Linked DNA regions of Homo sapiens: region 1 is linked to region 2. The links are chromatin loops, found by intact Hi-C in ENCODE. Cell type or tissue: natural killer cell. All regions are shown on one strand. Each heading gives the region's core, and the rest is flanking DNA. Links, peaks and the distances in the headings are about the cores only. Region 1 overlaps LOC107986150 (a long non-coding RNA gene). Region 2 overlaps LOC112268450 (a long non-coding RNA gene).

Evidence for each region. Hi-C counts contacts between places; a loop is a spot of excess contacts. Peaks named below come from ENCODE experiments on the same cell type or tissue, not always from the same donor. Only the 100,000 strongest peaks of a DNase experiment are listed, where the experiment ranks them.
Region 1: a loop joins it to region 2, with 4 times the contacts of the local background. A loop is called at or near these places in 23 of 110 quality-filtered maps.

Annotation. Positions count from the first base shown.
Region 1 is chr3:161,391,479-161,401,161 of GRCh38, reverse strand. LOC107986150 (a long non-coding RNA gene) reads right to left here. Exons shown (of 3, transcript XR_007096152.1): 2 at 9,198-9,240. Among named protein-coding and RNA genes, the nearest start is that of SPTSSB, 25 kb to the right of the region's middle. In natural killer cell, for the core only: no CTCF peak of the experiment used is centred there; a DNase peak (open chromatin) is centred at 5,831; H3K27ac peaks cover 933 bases; H3K27me3 peaks cover 1,000 bases.
Region 2 is chr3:161,306,705-161,314,704 of GRCh38, reverse strand. It overlaps LOC112268450 (a long non-coding RNA gene), which reads right to left. Exons shown (of 2, transcript XR_002959658.2): 2 at 2,702-2,830. Among named protein-coding and RNA genes, the nearest start is that of SPTSSB, 61 kb to the left of the region's middle. In natural killer cell, for the core only: no CTCF peak of the experiment used is centred there; DNase peaks (open chromatin) are centred at 3,364 and 3,714; H3K27ac peaks cover 1,858 bases; H3K27me3 peaks cover 202 bases.

The DNA of each region.
Region 1 (9,683 bases), core at 857-8,856, 86 kb before region 2:
CTTATCCTTAGCCCTCTGAAGATTCACTGAAAATCAGTGGACAAAAGACAGATTAACAGGAGAAAAGACATACAAATGTATTAATGTGCACGAGGGAGAATCAGAGTGATTACCCCACCACACAATGGGGTACAGATGACTAAATACTCCTTCTTCCCCCTCCTAGGGAAAAAGGAGGTGGGGAAATATGGATAATTTTAGTGGTGTAATAAATTATTTTTAGAGGAATTCAATGAGCTTGAACAATATACAACGGCCTGGGCCAAAGCCGGCTAGGCCAGCCCAAATAGTAGATAATGGTTTGTGACCAAAGTCTGTCCAGGTATATTGACAGAGTTCAGTCTTTCTTTCTGCATTATGAGCTCAGTTAATGAAAACTCAGGGTAGGGATCAGAGGTAAGAGGTAATTATTTTCTTCTTTGTCAGGTCTGGAGTTGAGGATTGAGAGAAAGGATTGTGGGGCGGCAGGGGTCGGGGGCTGGAGGGGGTTGGTCAGAGAGACCTTGAGGCTTCTGCTTTAGTTCAGCATGTCAAAGCACTATATTTTAAGGTATTAGTTTATCAGCCTCAACACTTCTTTTTTTAATTTTTTTTAACTTCATTTTATTTTAAGTTCCAGGATACATGTGCAGGACGTGCAGGTTTGTTACATAGGTAAATGTGTGCCATGGTGGTTTGCTGCACCTATTAACCCATCACCTAGGTATTAAGCCCCACATGCATTAGCTATTTATCCTGATGCTCTCCCTCCCCCAACCCCCTCCGACAGGCCCCAATGTGTGTTGTTCCTCTCCCTGTGTCCATGTATTCTCATTGTTCAGCTCCCACTTATAAGTGAGAACATGCAGTGTCTGGTTTTCTGTTCCTGCATAAGTTTGCTGAGGTTAAAGGCTTCCAGCTCCATCCATGTGCCTGCAAAGAACATGATCTCATTCCTTTTTATGGCTGCATAGTATTATTCCATGGTGTATTTGTACCACATTTTCTTTATGCAGTCTGTCGTTGATGGGCGTTTAGGTTGATTCCATGCCTTTGCTATTGTGAATAGTGCTGCAGTGAATATACATGTGCATATATCCTTATAAAGAATGATTTATATTCCTTTGGGTATATACCCAGTAATAAGATTGCTGGGTCAAATGGTATCTCTGGTTCTAGGTCTTTGAGGAATTGCCACACTGTCTTCCACAATGGTTGAACTAATTTACATTCCCACCAACAGTGTAAAAGTGTTCCTTTTTCTCCACAGCCTCACCAGCATCTGTTGTTTCTTGACTTTTAATAATCATCTTTCTAACTTGTATGAGATGGTATCTCATTGTGATTTTAATTTGCATTTCTCTAATGATCAGTAATGTTGAGCTTTTCTTCGTATGTTTGTTGGTCACATAAATGCCTTCTTTTGAGAACTGTCTGTTCATGTCCTTTGCCCACTTTTTAATGGGGTTGTTTTTTTCTCATAAATTTGTTTAAGTTCCTTGTAGATTCTGGACATTACACCTTTGTCAGATGGATAGATTTCAAAAATTTTCTCCCATTCTGTAGGTTGTCTGTTCATTCTGATGATAGTTTCTTTTGCTGTGCAGAGTTCTTTAGCCTAATTAAATCCCATTTGTCAATGTTTGCTTTTGTTGCAATTGCTTTTGACATTTTTGTCATTAAATCTTTTCCCATGCCTATGTCCTGAATGGTATTGCCTAGATTTCCTTCTAGGGTTTTTATAGTTTGGGGTTTTACATTTAAGTCTTTAATCCATCTTGAGTTAATTTTTGTATAAGGCATAAGGAAGGGTTCCAGTTTCAATTTTCTGCATATGGCTAGCCAGTTTTCCCAGCATCATTTATTAAATAGGGAATCCTTTCCCCATTGATTGTTTTTGCCAGGTTTCTCGAAGGTCAGATGGTTGTAGGTGTGTGGACTTATTTCTGAGATCTCTATTCTGTTCCATTGGTCTATGTGTCTGTTTTGGTACCAGTACCATGCTGTTTTTGTTACTGTAGCCTTGTAATATAGTTTGAAGTCAGGTAGCATGATGCCTCCAGCTTTGTTCTTTTTGCTTAGGATTGTCTTGGCTATATGGGCTCTTTTTAGGTTCCATAGGAATTTTAAAGTAGTTTTTCTAATTCTGCAAAGAATGTCAGTGGTAGTTTAATGGTAACAGCATTGAATCTATAAATTGCTTTGGGCAGTATGGCCATTTTCACGATATTGATTCTTCCCATGCAATTTGTTTGTGTCCGCTCTGATTTCCTTGAGCAGTACTTTGTAGTTATCCTTGAAGAGGTCCTTCACTTCCATTGTTAGCTGTATTCCTAGGTATTTTACTCTCTTTGTAGCAATTGTAAATGGGAGTTCATTCATGATTTGGCTTTCTGCTTGTCTATTGTTGGTGTATAGAAATGCTTGTGATTTTTGCACATTGATTTTGTATCCTGAGACTTTGCTGAAGTTTCTTAACAGCTTAAGAAGCTTTGGGGCTGAGATGATGGGGTTTTCTAGACATAAGATTATATCATCTGCAGAGACAGTTTGACTTCCTCTCTTCTTATTTGAATATCCTTTATATCTTTTTCTTACCTGATTGCTCTACCCAGAACTTCAATACTACACTGAATAGGAGTGGTAAGAGAGCGTATCTTTGTCTTGTGCTGGTTTTCAAGGGGAATGTTTCCACCTTTTGACCATTTGGTATGATATTGGCTTTGGGTCTGTCATAAATGGCTCTTATTATTTTGGGCTATGTCCATCAATACCTAGCTTATTGAGACTTTTTAACATGAAAGGATGTTGAATTTTACCAAAGGTCTTTTCTGCATCTATTGAGGTGATCATGTGTTTTTTGTCTTCAGTTCTGTTTATGTGATGAATTATGTTTATTGATTTGCATATGTTGAACCAGGCTTACATGACAGGGATGAAGTTGACTTGATCATGGTGGATGAGTTTTTTGATGTGCTACTGGATTCAGCTTGCCAGTATTTTGTAGAGGGTTTTTGCATCAATGTTCATCAGGGATATTGGCCTAAAGTTTTCTTTTTTTGTTGTATCTCTCTCAGGTTATGATATCAGGATGATGCTGGCCTCATAAAATGAGTTAGGGAGAAGTACCTCCTTTTCAGTTGTTTGGAATCATTTCAGAAAAAAATGGTACCAGCTCCTCTGTATCTCTGGTAGATTTCAGCAGTAAATCCACCTGGTCCTGAGCTTTTTTTGGTTGCTTTGCTATTTATTACTGCTGCAATTTCAGAACTTGTTATTGGTCTATTCAGAGATTCAATTTCTCCTGGTTCAGTCTTAGGAGTGTGTATGTGTCCAGGAATTTATCAATTTCTTCTAGATTTTCTAGTTTATGTGCATAGAGGTGTTTATAGTATACTCTGATGGTTGTTTGTATTTCTGTGGGTTCATTGGTGATATCCCCTTTATCATTTTCTATTGTGTCTGATTATTCTCTTTTCTTCTTTATTATTCTAGCTAGTGGTCTATTTTATTAATTTTTTCAAAAAACCGGCTCTTGGATTCATTTATTTTTTTGAAGGGTTTTCGTGTTTCTATCTCCTTCAGTTCTACTCCAATCTTGGTTATTTCTTGTCTTCTGCTAGCTTTGGGGTTTGTTTGCTCCTGGCTCTCCAGTTCTTTTAGTTGTGATGTTAGGGTGTTGATTTGAGATCATTCTAACTTTTTGATGAGGGCATTGGGCTATAAATTTCTCTCCTAACACTGCTTTAGCTGCATCCCAGAGATTCTGGTATGTTGTCTTTTTGTTTTCATTGGTTTCAAATAACTCTTTGATTTCTCCCTTAATTTCATTATTTGCCCAAGGAGTCATTCAGGCGCAAGTTGTTCAATTCCCTTGTAGTTGTGTGCTTTTGAGTGAGTTTCTTAATCTTGAGTTCTAATTTGATTGTGCTGTGGTCTGAGAGACTGTTAGTTAGGGTTTCAGTCCTTTTGCATTTGCTGAGGAGTGTTTTACTTCCAATTATGTGATTGATTTTAGGGTAAGTGCCACGTGGCACTGAGAAGAATTTACATTCTGTTGTTTTGAGGTGGAGAGTTCTGTAGATATCTATGAGGTCCACTTGATCCAGAGCTGAGTTTAAGTCCTGAATATCCCTGTTAATTTTCTGTCTCAATGATCTGTCTAATATTGAGAGTGGGGTGTTAAAGTCCCCCACTATTCTTGTGTGGGGGTCTAAGTCTCTTTGTAGGCCTCTAGGAACTTGTTTTTTGAATCTGGGTTCTCCCGTATTGAGTGCATATACATTTAGGATAGTTAGCTCTTCTTGTTGAATTGATCCCTTTACCATTATGTAATGCCTTTGTCTTTTTTGATCTTTGTTGGTTTAAAGTCTGTTTTGTGAGAAACTAGTCACTGAGTCACTGACTTCACTCTGTTGTGCCCCTGCAGATCATGGTGACTACTGGGGCATTAATTCTTCCCCAGGAGCACATGACTCTTTCAGCTCTAGGAGAAAAACTGGGGGTGGAAATGGTCATCTGTCTGGACAGAGCTTTATAACTTTAAAATACTGAGGTGTATGGCATATGGGCCTGCTTTCATACTGCTGAATCTGATCAAGCATCAACAATTTCCAAGAAACACCAGGTCAAAGAAACATGTTAAACCAAAAGCACTGTGATGTAATCAGCAAAATCCAGAATATGAAAAGTCTACAGGACAAATAACAAATGAATTGCAAGATGGTGGAAAAATGAGGCTGTAGAAACTATAAATTAAGAGAGATTTCAGAAACAATTCAACCAGCTACATTGTGCAGCCTTTGCTTGGATTGGAGTGAACTGATTGTAAAAATTATTCATGAAATATTTGGGATGAATTGAATACTGACTAAGGAATTATTGTTAATTTTTAAACATGTGGTAATGGTATTAAAGTTATATCCCTAAAAATAACTTTTACCTTTCAGAAATACTAATGGATGACATGATATGATCTCTGGGATTTGCTTCAAAAAAATCTAGTAGCAAGGGAGAGGAAGTGGGGACAGAGATGAAATAAGATTGGCCAGGAATTGATTTTTGATGAAGCAGGAACAAGAGATATGAGGACTTGTGATACTATTATTTTTAGTTTTACATGCATTTGTACATTTCTACAATTAAAATTTTAAAAATAAAGATTAGCTGGACACTTAATATGCGCCAGAGTGGTCAAGATCTACTATCACTGTCTTCATGGAATTTGGCATCCTTACTAGATAATTATTTTATACAAATACTTAAATAATTTCAACTGTACAGTCTGAGATTACATAACAGACCTGCTGATCACCTGTGAGTAAATAGAGAGGCAGCCCAGCAGCATGATGAGCCAGGCCTGGGTGTGAATCCTGGCTCCTTCTCCTTGTTTTCTGGTTGTGAAACGTTGGGCAGGTTACTGCACAGTTCTAAGCTTCAGTTTTCTCTTCTGAAAACTGACCAAAAAAATAGCATCTATCTCGCAAGTTTGTAGTGAGGATTAAATGAGGCAATATATGTAACGTGCTTAGCACTGAGCCCAGCAGATAGTAAATGCTGAACAAAGGCTAAGTACTGTGCTAATATTAGAGGAAGGAAGAATGCGAGGGTTCGGGGAGGACTTCTCTGAGGAAATGACATTTAAGCTAAGGCATTAGAAAGGAATAGTAATTATGTTAAGAAGTGGGCAAGGGAAACAGCACAGATAAGAAAGCATAACCTTTCCAGGGAGGGAGAAAAGACCCTCTTGAGAGTTAGTGAGAGGGCAAAGAGTAAAGAGGCACAAGAGGAGAGGGAGGAGCATGTCACATCAATTCCCAGCCTTAGAAGGCCACATCAAAGATGTGAGATGTTACCACATTTCCTCACTTCTAAGACACTGCCCACCCCACCTCATTTCAACAGCTCTGAAACCAGGATACCTGCTACAATCAAAGATGTGACATAGCAGCATTTTCTTTCCTGGTAGTTCACAAAATAAGGTGTGCCTTTCAAAAGACAGAACTCTCAGTTCTATAAAATGTGGTATTCTGAGAACAATGGAAAGAAAATAAATTGTGGTTGTTAGGTGGCACAGGGGCAGACTTATGTTCCTAAGAGGTTGTTCTGGCTTCATTGTAGAAGAAAGATTGAAGGGGTACATCTGGTGATGATCTTCTTTGGAAACAACAGTTTTTCAGAAGGACATTAGATCACTCACAAAATCATTAGAAGGGTGGGAGAAGCAGGTTCAAGACTAAACTTCTAGAAAAAACACTCAAAACTATGCCACAGAACTGGCCAGATAAGGAAATTGACCCCACTGCCACCACCACACCATCAAAGCCACTTCTGTGCCAGGAGCCTAACTTTGCAACCCCTGCCACTCCCAAGAACAGGCAGTCTCAGTCACCACTCTTGCTAGCAAAGTGAACTCCTCATGGATCCACCCTCCACCAGTTGCCCACTTCTAATCCAGCTGTCATGAGAGGGAGTGAATAGCTGTAAAGAAAGCTGAAGAAAGTTTTCTGAATTCTGTCTTGCAAATGTAGGACCCATAAACTAGAAAGTCTCCAAACAGCCAGGAAGGTCAGTGATTCCTACACAGCCAGGAAACATGGTGGACATCCAGTAGGAAAAAGCTGTGGAAGAGGGACCCCAGACAGGAGGCTTCTGTTGTGAAATGTGACTGAGCCCTCAGCTGCCAATGACCAGCTGAGGAAGTAGGCCTTTTATAACCAAGGTGGTGGGGTGGGAAGCATTCAGGCTGATATGCTTAGGCTGTGTCCCCACTCAAAATCTCATCTTGAATTGTGATACAAATTGTAATCCCCACGTGTTGGGGGAGGGACCTTGTGGGAGGTGATTAGATCACGGGGGTGGTTTCTCCACGCTGTTCTCATGGTAGTGAGTGAGTTGGCACAAGATCTGATGGTCTTATAAGGGGCTTGTTTGCTTCCTCTTCCACCATGATTGTAAGTTTCCTGAGGCCTCCACAGCCATGTGGAACTGTGAGTCGATTAAACCTCCTTTCTTTATAAATTACCCAATCTCAGGCAGTTCTTTATAGCAGCATGAGAATGAACTAATACACAGGTCCTGAGGCAGAGAAGCAGAAACAGGCTCAGTAAATATCTCAGTAGTTGACAGAACACAGGGAACATGCATGTTTTAACCACATTTTAAAACTTAAAGATCCCACAAATGTTGTGAAACCACAGTGATAAAAATAGCTTAAAAATCAAGTCAGACTCAAAATACAAAATACGTGGTAGCCCTTTGCATATATGATAGGGTGAAAAGACACACCAGTAGTCACTGACTTTGCTAACCTTATAAATCAGACAAATGATGATATCTTAGCCTCCCTCTTCTCCTTCCCTCTTCTCTCCTTCATTCCTTCTTTCCTTCTAGCTGAATTTATACACTAGACTAGAAGAAAAAATGAGTAGTTTGTGCAAATAAGTGCAATTCTATAGATATTTGAGCAAGTTTGTTTTTTTGAGCCAAAAGTTTTTCACACATTAAATAGGGACTTTATTTACATCACAACATTTATATATCAAGACAGTGCATTAGGAAAAGCAATTCTGAATCCAGAATGAGCTTTAATTTAAACATCACCTTACCAGCTGGGTGACTTTGAGCAAATCATTAAACCTTGCAGAACCTCACTGCCAGTTTTCTCACTTGTCAAACTGTAGTAAAACTACTCTGTTTGTTTTGCTGTGAAGATCAGCACAAATATTTGAAAAGTACTGGGAACATGATATGGTTCTCAGTTCACAGAAGTTACAATTGGTTATAGCCACCATTATTTCTATAATATCTATAAAGATTTAATTTCTTTGAGCAAAAACAGACATAATTCCTGATTTAAAATTTTTCACATTTTAGCATTTTATTAAAGATTTTGTTACATTAATTTTTATGGCAAATTTCTTCCTTTAACCTCAGGTAACAGCCACAGAAGTAGTAAGCAGTTAAAGTTCAACCCTAAATGTTGGTTTGATCATAAGATTGCCTTTGACTATTAAATTTTACTTATTTCTTGCATGCACTTTCAGACTGAATATTTTCTCTGTACATATGCATTTATTCAGAGAAGAAACGTGTATCACTTGGCATGTGCAAAATCCATCAGCTCTTGCAAGTTTAGTAATATGAATGTAAGGGAGGAATATTTCTCATCAGCACCACCTATCTTGCCTTCTCTCCTGGACCAATGGAAGAAGTGTCCCTTCTCCAATGGTCCCTCTCCCCTGGCACTGGAGTCCTGCTCTCCTCCCCCCTTTGCCTCCTAAAGGACAACATTCTAGCAATTCTCCCCTCTCTTTCCTACATCTTCAGTTTCTTCTGCACTACCAGATTATTCCCTTGAGCATAAAATATGCCTTACTGTCATCTATTTTTCAAGAAGACAACTCTCCCTTGATCCTATGACCCCATTCAGCTTCCTTCATCTCCCCTTTACAGCAAACTTCTAAGGAATTGACTAATCTTCAGCTTCCATTCTTTTTCCAGCCCACTCTGCTCCTCTCTCATCCCCACCATACCCATGAATCAACTCTTACCAATCGCCTTGGCCACACTAAACCCAGCGGTCAGTGCTTTGTCTTCATCTAACCTGACCTCTCACACCATTTTGATTCAGCTGCCCACACTCATCTGCCCAAATCACCTTTTTCTCTTAGCACCTATGACTTTTCACTCCTAGTTTTCCATTTCCAACTCACTTTTTTTCTTCTATGCTCAGTTGCTAATGATAGCAGCCTAGGGCTAAGTCTTTAGCCCTCTTCACATTTCCAGCTTCCCCACTCACACTCACACTCCACGCCATCACAGTGTTCATCTCACTCATGATTTTAAATGCTTCTATTCACTGATGACAACCGTATTTATTTCTCCAGCTCCAATTTATCTCCTGAGCTCTGGCTTCATAAATATAATTATTGAACAAACATCTACATTTGAATGTCGAAGTTAACATGTCCAAAAAGGAAGTCCAAATTTTTCCTTAATAATCTCCAGCTCTTGATTATGTACATGGGGGAAAAAAGGATCTAAGGATACTAGCTGTTTTGCAAAAGTCCCTTTAAAAATATTTAGGTTCTGTAGATTATTCAACAAACACTCTATTGCAGACACTGAGCTGAGTATCAAAAAAGTATGAGATGGAACCTCCACCATCAAGAAGCTCAATATAGTATAAAGCCATAGCTTTGACATCTGTTACTTACCAATTGTCTAAACTTGGCAACTTCTTGCCTTCAGTTTCCTCATCTGTAACACAGGAACAATAAAAATAATAATCATACTTTCCTCATATGGTTGCTATGAGACATAAATAAAATTTTATACATATAGATGATTCCAATGCCTGGCACATAAAAAACACTCAATAAATGTTAACTTTTAAGCAAGTAGCTAAAATTGTATGCTCCATTGTCACCTGAAATTAAAAGTGTCCTTTTTTATGCCTGGAAGGGGAGACAGACCTACAGTATAAATAAATATGGAATTTATGCAATACTTATGAGTGATACATAAAATAAATTCTGAAAAAAAATGTTCTCCTACAAAAAGTCCAAACCAGACAAGTGCCACATAAATGTCAACTGCATGAGATGCAGTTTTCTCTATCCTCTGCCTGCTCCTTTTAACTTGTTTCATCTTTGCCTATTGTCATCTCTTTCCTCTGAAGTTTCTTAATTAAAAGAGAGCAC
Region 2 (8,000 bases), core at 1-8,000:
TCATTGTTCTCTAGGCTGGGAAGTTCAAGAATTATTGTCTCAGCATCTGTTCAGTTTCTGGTGAGGACTTTTGAACTAGGTCAAAACATCATGGAAGGTCAAAGGGTAAGTGGGTATGAGTGAAAAGGCAAAATCTAAGAAACATCCTGGCTGTATAACAACCCACTCCCACAGCAACTAATCTAATATCACCACAGCAAGAACTTACTACTTTGAGGTAGCACCAAGACATTCATAAGGGATCTTCCCCCATGACCCAAACACCTCCCACTAGGCCCTACTTCCCAATACCACCACATAGGAGACCAAATTTCTTTCTTTTTTTTTTTTTTTTTTGAGATGGAGTCTGGCTCTGTCGCCCAGGCTGGAGTGCAGTGGCGTGATCTTGGCTCACTGCAAGCTCTGCCTCCCAGGTTCACGCCATTCTCCTGCCTCAGCCTCCTGAGTAGCTGGGACTACAGGCGCCTGCCACCACGCCTGGCTATTTTTTTGTATTTTTAGTAGAGATGGGGTTTCACCATGTTAGCCAGGATGGTCTCGATCTCCTGACCTCGTGATCCTCCTGCCTCAGCCTCCCAAAGTGCTGGAATTACAGGCGTGAGCCACCACGCCTGGCCTTCGGGGACCAAATTCCAACATAAGTTTCGGTGGGGACAAACTCAAAGCATAGCATGCAGCATCACTTCTGCCATATTCCTTTCATCAAGAAAGTCACAAAGGCCCACCCAGGGTCAAGGGAGGTGACATGGACTGCACCTTTTTTAGTTTCAAAAATTTTTCAGACTTGTTTTAAAACCACCATAAGGAGAAAGAGGAGAATATACCCCTTCCAGCTCAGGGAGTTTGCTAGAAAGAGAGAAAGGAGATTTAGGGAAAGCAAATTGTCAGATGTGTATGTGTTATGGATCACTACCAAACCTCCTTAGCTCATAAGATCAAAGAAGTATCAGGTGGGACAAGGGTCAAGAGGAAAGCCAAGAGTAGAGGTGCTGTTGCCACTTTCAGATTCACTCTGGAAAGATGTCATCACATAGAGGGACAACAATGAATGGCCACAGCAAAGTAAAAATAGGCAACACAGTATGGGTAGATAGTAAGAGGGCTTGCTTACCCAGAGTCTTCTTTGGCTCTCGGGTGTCACGGAAGAGACTTACAGGTTCCTGCCTGCATCATGAAGGTGGTGGAAAGAAGCTGATATTTCCATTTGCAAAGATGCCACACATCATTAGTGAGGTGACCCTGAAGAATCTTAAGCTGGGGGTCCCAGGGCCCCTCAGACCTTAGAAAGAAAGAACAGCAGCACCAAGAAAACTGAGGAGAGAATGAGTCTACAGAAAGGAAGTCCAGGCCAACTGAGCCCAGAGAACAGACTAAGTTCTCCAAAGTCAGGGCAGCAAAGCACCCCCAAACTCCACCACCTGACTAGACAGACAAATAGCATCACCATGGAGACTGGTGCAGCTGGAGTGCAATAGAACAACTTGGCCTCTCTTCTCTGCCACCTTGAGGTCACATGAGCCTCCCAATCCATCTAGGAGAGGGGCAGTTGAAGAGATAAAAATCTGAAAGTTCTCTAAGGAAGAGACGACCAAGGAGGGAACTTGAGCAACTAGGTAGGACCATTTCCTAGGATGGGAAGTCTAGAGAGGAACAGGTTGGGGAGAGTATAGGTAGGGTGAGGATTTATTTATTAGACAAAATAGGCCTGGCATAGTGGCTCACACCTATAATCTCAGCACTTTGGGAGGCTGAGGCAGGAGGAATGCTTGAGGCCAGGAGTTCAAGACCAGTCTGAGCAATACAGTGAGACCCTGTCTCTGCAAAAAATTTAAAAACTTAGCCAGATGTGGTGGCACATGCCTTTGGTCCCAGCTACATTAGAGGGTGAGGCGGGAGGATCGCCTGGGCCCAGGAGGTCGAGGCTGCAGTGAGCCATGATAGCTTCACTGCATTCCAGCCTGGGCAACAACAGAGTGAGACCGTGTCTCAAAACGGAAAGAAAAAATAAATAGATATGGAGATCAGGAAAAAAAAAAATAATCCTGCCAGATGTGGTGGTTCACATCTGTAATCCCAGCACTTTGGGAGGCCAAGGCATGAGGAACACTTGAGCCCAGGAGTTTGAAACGAGCCTGGGCAACACAGGAGGACATCATCTCTACCAAAAAAAAAAAAAAAAGAAAAAAAAGAAAGAAAATTTAATTAGCCAGGCATGGCAGCATGTGCCTGTATTCCCAGCTACTTGGGAAACTGAGGAAGGAGGATCGCTTGAGCCCAGGAGGTGCAGGTTACAGTCAGTCATTATTGCACCACTGCACTCTCAGCCTGGGTGACAGAGCAAGACCTTGTCTCAAAAAAAAAAAAAAAAAAAGCCACTTTGATACAGCGCTAAATGAAGCCCTCACTCAGGAGTTGATATTTAGGGTGAGATCTAAAATGTGTGAAGAGCCAGGAAAGAACATTCAGATTAATTGACCAATATGTTCCTGTGGATCAAATTCTTTAATTCTTTCTTCAGTTTAACAATTTATCCCTACAGGTCAAATTCCTCAATTATGATCAATCCCTGTAGGTCAAATTCAAATTTAATCTTTTTAGTAGTTTTATTTCTGATAAATTTTTTATTTCATTTCACCTCTCCCAATGGATAGTTTATTTCAAAACACACTGCAACCCATTATTGTCAATGCTTCAAACTTACTCCGATTCATGGGTCTGTGTATGATAGCACTCAGCCTCTCTCTGGTTTCCAACATGCTTGGGTTAACCGTAATGATCCCAACTTCCTTTTTTTGTCACTTCTTGGCGTCCACACCCAAAGCATGTAATCCTATTGGAACAAATGTAAAGCAAAGTGCAAGACAATGACTGGAGTTGGTTGAGATATATTGGACTCATGTTTGGCCAAATGTATGTGCCACAGTCAATTTGAAAATAATGCTTTCAATTCCCTTTTACTTCACATATCAGAACAATTTTCTATTAACTAATATGATGTTTTGACTTTTGGTTTTAGTATATTTTAGTACAAATATCCAGGGACAAACTCTTAGATTGAATACATCTAAGAGACAGACTTTCAATTCATCCAAATATTCCAGATAAAGGAAGCCATGGGTGTAAAGGTGATGGAGTCATCTGAAAGAGGTGGATTCATTGGCAGGTTTAAAGTCCTGGTACCTTCTTTCAATCTCAACTCCTATGAGAAAAATCAGGTCAGCTAAAAAGAGAAAAAAGGCACATTTCTTCCATCACATCTAAGTTATAATATGAAACACGGAAACCACTCCTTTGATTACCTCTCTCCCTTGGGTTCCCTCTGAGTTGTGAAGCCACTTCCTCCCCTGAGCCTCTGCACCTGCGGTTCCCTCTATCTGAAATGTTCTTCTCTGACTTTTCACACCTTTCAGTTCTCACCTTAAATGTCAACTCCTGAGTGAGGCCTTCATCGACTGCCCTATCAAAATAAGCCTACTCTTCTTTTTTCCAGTCTCTGTACAGTACCAATTTATTTCTTCATTACCCTTGATTCTTCACTGTACCCCCTCCAACCTGCGCCTCTCAAGACTTTCCCATTTCAGGAAATGGCCCTACCTATGTGCTTAAACCAAAAGCTTCAGTCCTTCTAATCACTCTCTCATTTACCCTCACCCCCACATCCAATTTAACCACAGCCCTGCCAGTTCTGTCTTTAAAATATATCCTAAACACATTCACTTCTCTTGCTGAGCCCTGCCACAAACCCTACTCTAGACCACATCCTTCTCATATGGTTTGGCTGTGGTGGCCCCATAACTAGCCACCTTTTCCACACCGTTCCACATCACATTCAACAAAACATTTTAAAAATATAAATTGTATCCCTCAGGTCCTCTGTAGACCTTTCACAGACTGAGGGTCTTCACTCAGCCCACAAGGCCTGCAGAATATGCCATGCCAAGCCCTCACCTAACACTGAGCTGTGTTCTACTCTGAACTGACTAGTCATCCTCCTACCTCAGGGCTTGGCTCTTCCTCGACCTGTGAGAACCTCCTCCATTATCATAACAAAGATGATGAGTACTTTTCATCATTCAGGCCTCAGCCTAAATGTCACCTCCTTGAAAAAATTCTCCCTGAACACCCCCTTCCTCCCAATCAGAATTCTCTTCTTTGTTCTTCTTTTCTTTAGTGCACTTACCACTGTGATGAAATTGCTAGTTAATCCAAAAGTGTAGTCTTTTCTAATTCCTCTTCCACATACACACTATGTAAGACCCCTGGGAGCAGGTCCCAATATCCCCAGCACTCAGAACAATACATATCTGGCTCATAGGTGCTTAGATTGAACAAGTAACAAACAACTGAATGAACGAACAGCTTGAAAACCACTTATTCCCTGAAAGAGGAGCATCTTCTTCTGGTCTTGTTTTCCTCATCTGTGAAATGAGGCTATTGAATAAGGGAATCTCCAGAGCTCTTTTTAGCCTAAATGGCTGGGAGTCTTGCTGTAATTGAAAGGGCACCCAAGTAGTTGGTTCAGTGAGGCCATATTTTCTCCACAGACAGTTTAAATGGCTATTTCAATGTTCTCCTAAAGTATGAATTAGTTACTGGAAAGATCGTATAACTTTATTAGTTAATAATATGTGAGAGTTAATAATTGCCAATTAAGTAAAAAGGACCAAGTAAAATGTAAGTCCATCATTACAACAAATGTTGAAATAAATTGCTTGTGATCAAGGGTCTATTCATATCTGGCATTTAGTTTTTTTTGAATTTGGCTTCTCTGGGCTAGAGCCCAATACTTAAACACAAGAAAATACAGAATCAAGACTCCATTAACTGCAAATGGTTTGTTGTGTTCCTAATGGGGCAATATTCTTTATTGTCAGTTGTACTTGATTTCCAGTTTCAATTCATTTTTCAAGTTCTTCCTGACAAAACACTATAGTGGAAGAAATAATCTTATTTTGGCAGAGTTTCCAGCTATATGACTTCAGCTTACTACCTCCCAGGAAATGGCAGTAGGACTCAAAACTTAAAGTCGTACTCTCCATTCCAAAGAGAAGTTCCCTTGGAAGAACTACACACTAACTCTAAACTCTCTTTAAGCTTCAAAGCAAGCACATTTTGTGCCAGTCCCCATGGTCCATTTTTATCATACAGGCATACCCAAAAGATATTGCAAGTCTGGCTCCAGACCATGGCAATAAGGTGAATATTGCCATAAAATTAGCCACATAAATTTTGTGTTTTCCAGAGCACATAAAAGCTATGTTTACATTATATTATAGTCTACTAAATGTGCAATAGCACCATGTCTAAAATAACAATGTACATACTTTATTAAAAGATAATTTATTGCTAAAAAAAAAAATCTGAGCCTCCACTGAGTAGCAATCTTTTTGCTGGGGAAGGGTCTTGCCTCAATGTTGATGACTGCTGACCAAGCCGGATGATGGTTTCTAAAGGTTGGTGTGGCTGTGGAAATTTCATAAAATAAGACAACAATGAAGCTTGCCACTTCGATTGATTCATCCTTTCATGAAAGATTTCGCTGTAGCATGTGTTGCTGTTTATAGCATTTTACTCTCATAGAGCTCCTTTCAAAATTGGAGTCAATCCTCTCAAGCCCCTCCACTGCTTTATCAACCAAGTTTATGTAATATTCTAAATTCTTTGTTGTCATTTCAACAATGCTCACAGCATCTTCACCAGTAGTAGAGTTCATCTCAAAAAAACACTTTCTTTGCCCGTCTGTAAGAAGCAACTCTTCATCCGCTAAAATTTGATAATGAGATTACAGCCATTCAGTCACACCTTCAGGCTACACTTCTAATTCTGGTTCTTTTGCTAGTTCCACCATATCAGCAGTTACTTCCTTCACTGAAATCTTGAACTCTGCAAAGTCATCTATGAGGGTTGGAATGAATGCCTTTCACACTCCTGTTAATGATGTTTTCACTTCCTCCCATGAATCACAAATGTTGTTAATGGCATCTAGAATGGTGAATCTTTTCCAGAAGCTTTTTAGTGTATTTTGCCCAGATCCACCAGATGAATCATTATCTATGGCAGCTATAGTCTTACAAAATGTATTTCTTAAATAATAAGACTTGAAAGTTGAATTAGTCCTTGATCCATGGACTGAAGAATAAATATATTAGCAGGCATGAAAACAACATTCATCTCCTTGTATATCTTCATCAGAAATCTTAGATGACTGGGTGTATTGGGTGTATTGAAAGGAATCTTCTTTTCTGAGCAGTAGGTCTCAACAATGGACTTAAAGTATGTAGTAAATCACACTGTAAACAGATGTGCTGTCATCCAGGCTTTGTTGTCCTATTTATAGAGCACAGGCAGAGTAGACTTAGCATAATTCTTAATGATCTAGGTTTTTCAGAATGGTAAATGAGCATTGGCTTCAACTTAAAGTCACCAGCTGCATTAGCCCCTAACAAGAGTCAGCCTGTCTTTTGAAGCTTTGAAGCCAGTCATTGACTTCTCTTGTCTAGTTATAAAAGCATCTTTTTCCAATGGAAGGCTATTTTGTCTACAGTGAAAATTTGTTGTTCAGTGTAACCACCTTCATCAGTGATTTTAGCTAGATCTTGTGGGTAATTTGCTGCAGCTTCTACATCAGCACTTGCTACTTCACCTTGTACTTTTATGTTATGAAGATGGCATCTTTCCTTAAAGCTCTTGAACCAAGCTCTGTTAGCTTCAAACCTTCCTTCTGCAGCTTCCTCACCTCTCTCAGCCTTCATAGAATTGAAGAGAGTTTGAGCCTTGCTCTGAATTAGGTTTTGGCTTAAGGAAATGTTGTGGCCAGTTTGATCTTCTATCCAAACCACTGAAACTTTCTCCATATCAACAATCAGGCATTTTATTTTCTTATCGTTTGTGTTCATTGGAGTAGCATTTCTGATTTCCAAGAACTTTTCCTTTGCATTTACAAGTCAGCTAACTGTTTGGCTCAAGAGGCCTAGCTTTTGGCCTGTCTTGGCTTTCAACATGCCTTTCTCACTAAGTGTAATCATTTCTAGCTTTTGATTTAAAGTGAGAGATGGGACTCTTCCTTTTACTTGAACTCTTAGCAGCCATTGTAAGGCTACTAACAGGCATAATTTCATTACTGTTTTGTCTCAGAAAATAGGGAGCCTGAGGAAAGGAAGAGGGATAGGAGAAGGGCCAGTCAATGGAGCAGTCAGAGCACACATAACATTTATCAATTATGTTCACTGTCTTATACGGTCACAGTTCATGGTGCCCCGAAATCATTATAATAGGAATATCTAAGATCACTGATCACAGATCAACATAACAGATACAATAATAATTTTAAAGTTTGAAATATGTTGAGAATTACCAAAATTTGTCACAGAGACACAAAGTGAGCACATACTGTTGGGAAAATGGCACCAATAGACTTGCTCAATGGAGGTTTGCCATAAAACTTCAATTTGTAAGAAACACATCTGTGAAGTGCAATAAAACAAGGTATGCCTGCACACCTCCTCTGAAGCTGTATGCCTAGATACATCCAGCTTCAGAGGCTAAAGGCATAAAAGAATAAGCTTTGAGATAAAGTAGAAGTTTGATAAGAAAATAGTAACCCAAAAAAATCTAAGACATCCATGGAAGCTTTCCCTATTCTCTTTCTCATCTTCTAAATCAAATCCATTTTTTAAGGGTCACTTTAAAAGTCACCTCCTCCAGGAAATATTTCCCTGGCCATTCAGGCCACTATAAAATCTCCTTCCTCTAAATTCCTGCCACACTTTGCTTGGAATTACTCAGTTCATTTGATTCAGGGATCATAAGTGTTTGCTTATATCTCCTTACCTCCCAGTAGACAATGTGCCATTTACCAAACTATCTTCCCTACTCCACCAGGCACTCAAAAGACAAGGACTTCCTCTTACCGAGAAAGCTCAGCAAAGCCTAATATCACACTTCTGTTTTTATGTTCAAAATCATTGTTGCCTTTATTCAAAGTATTAATAAAATACAGG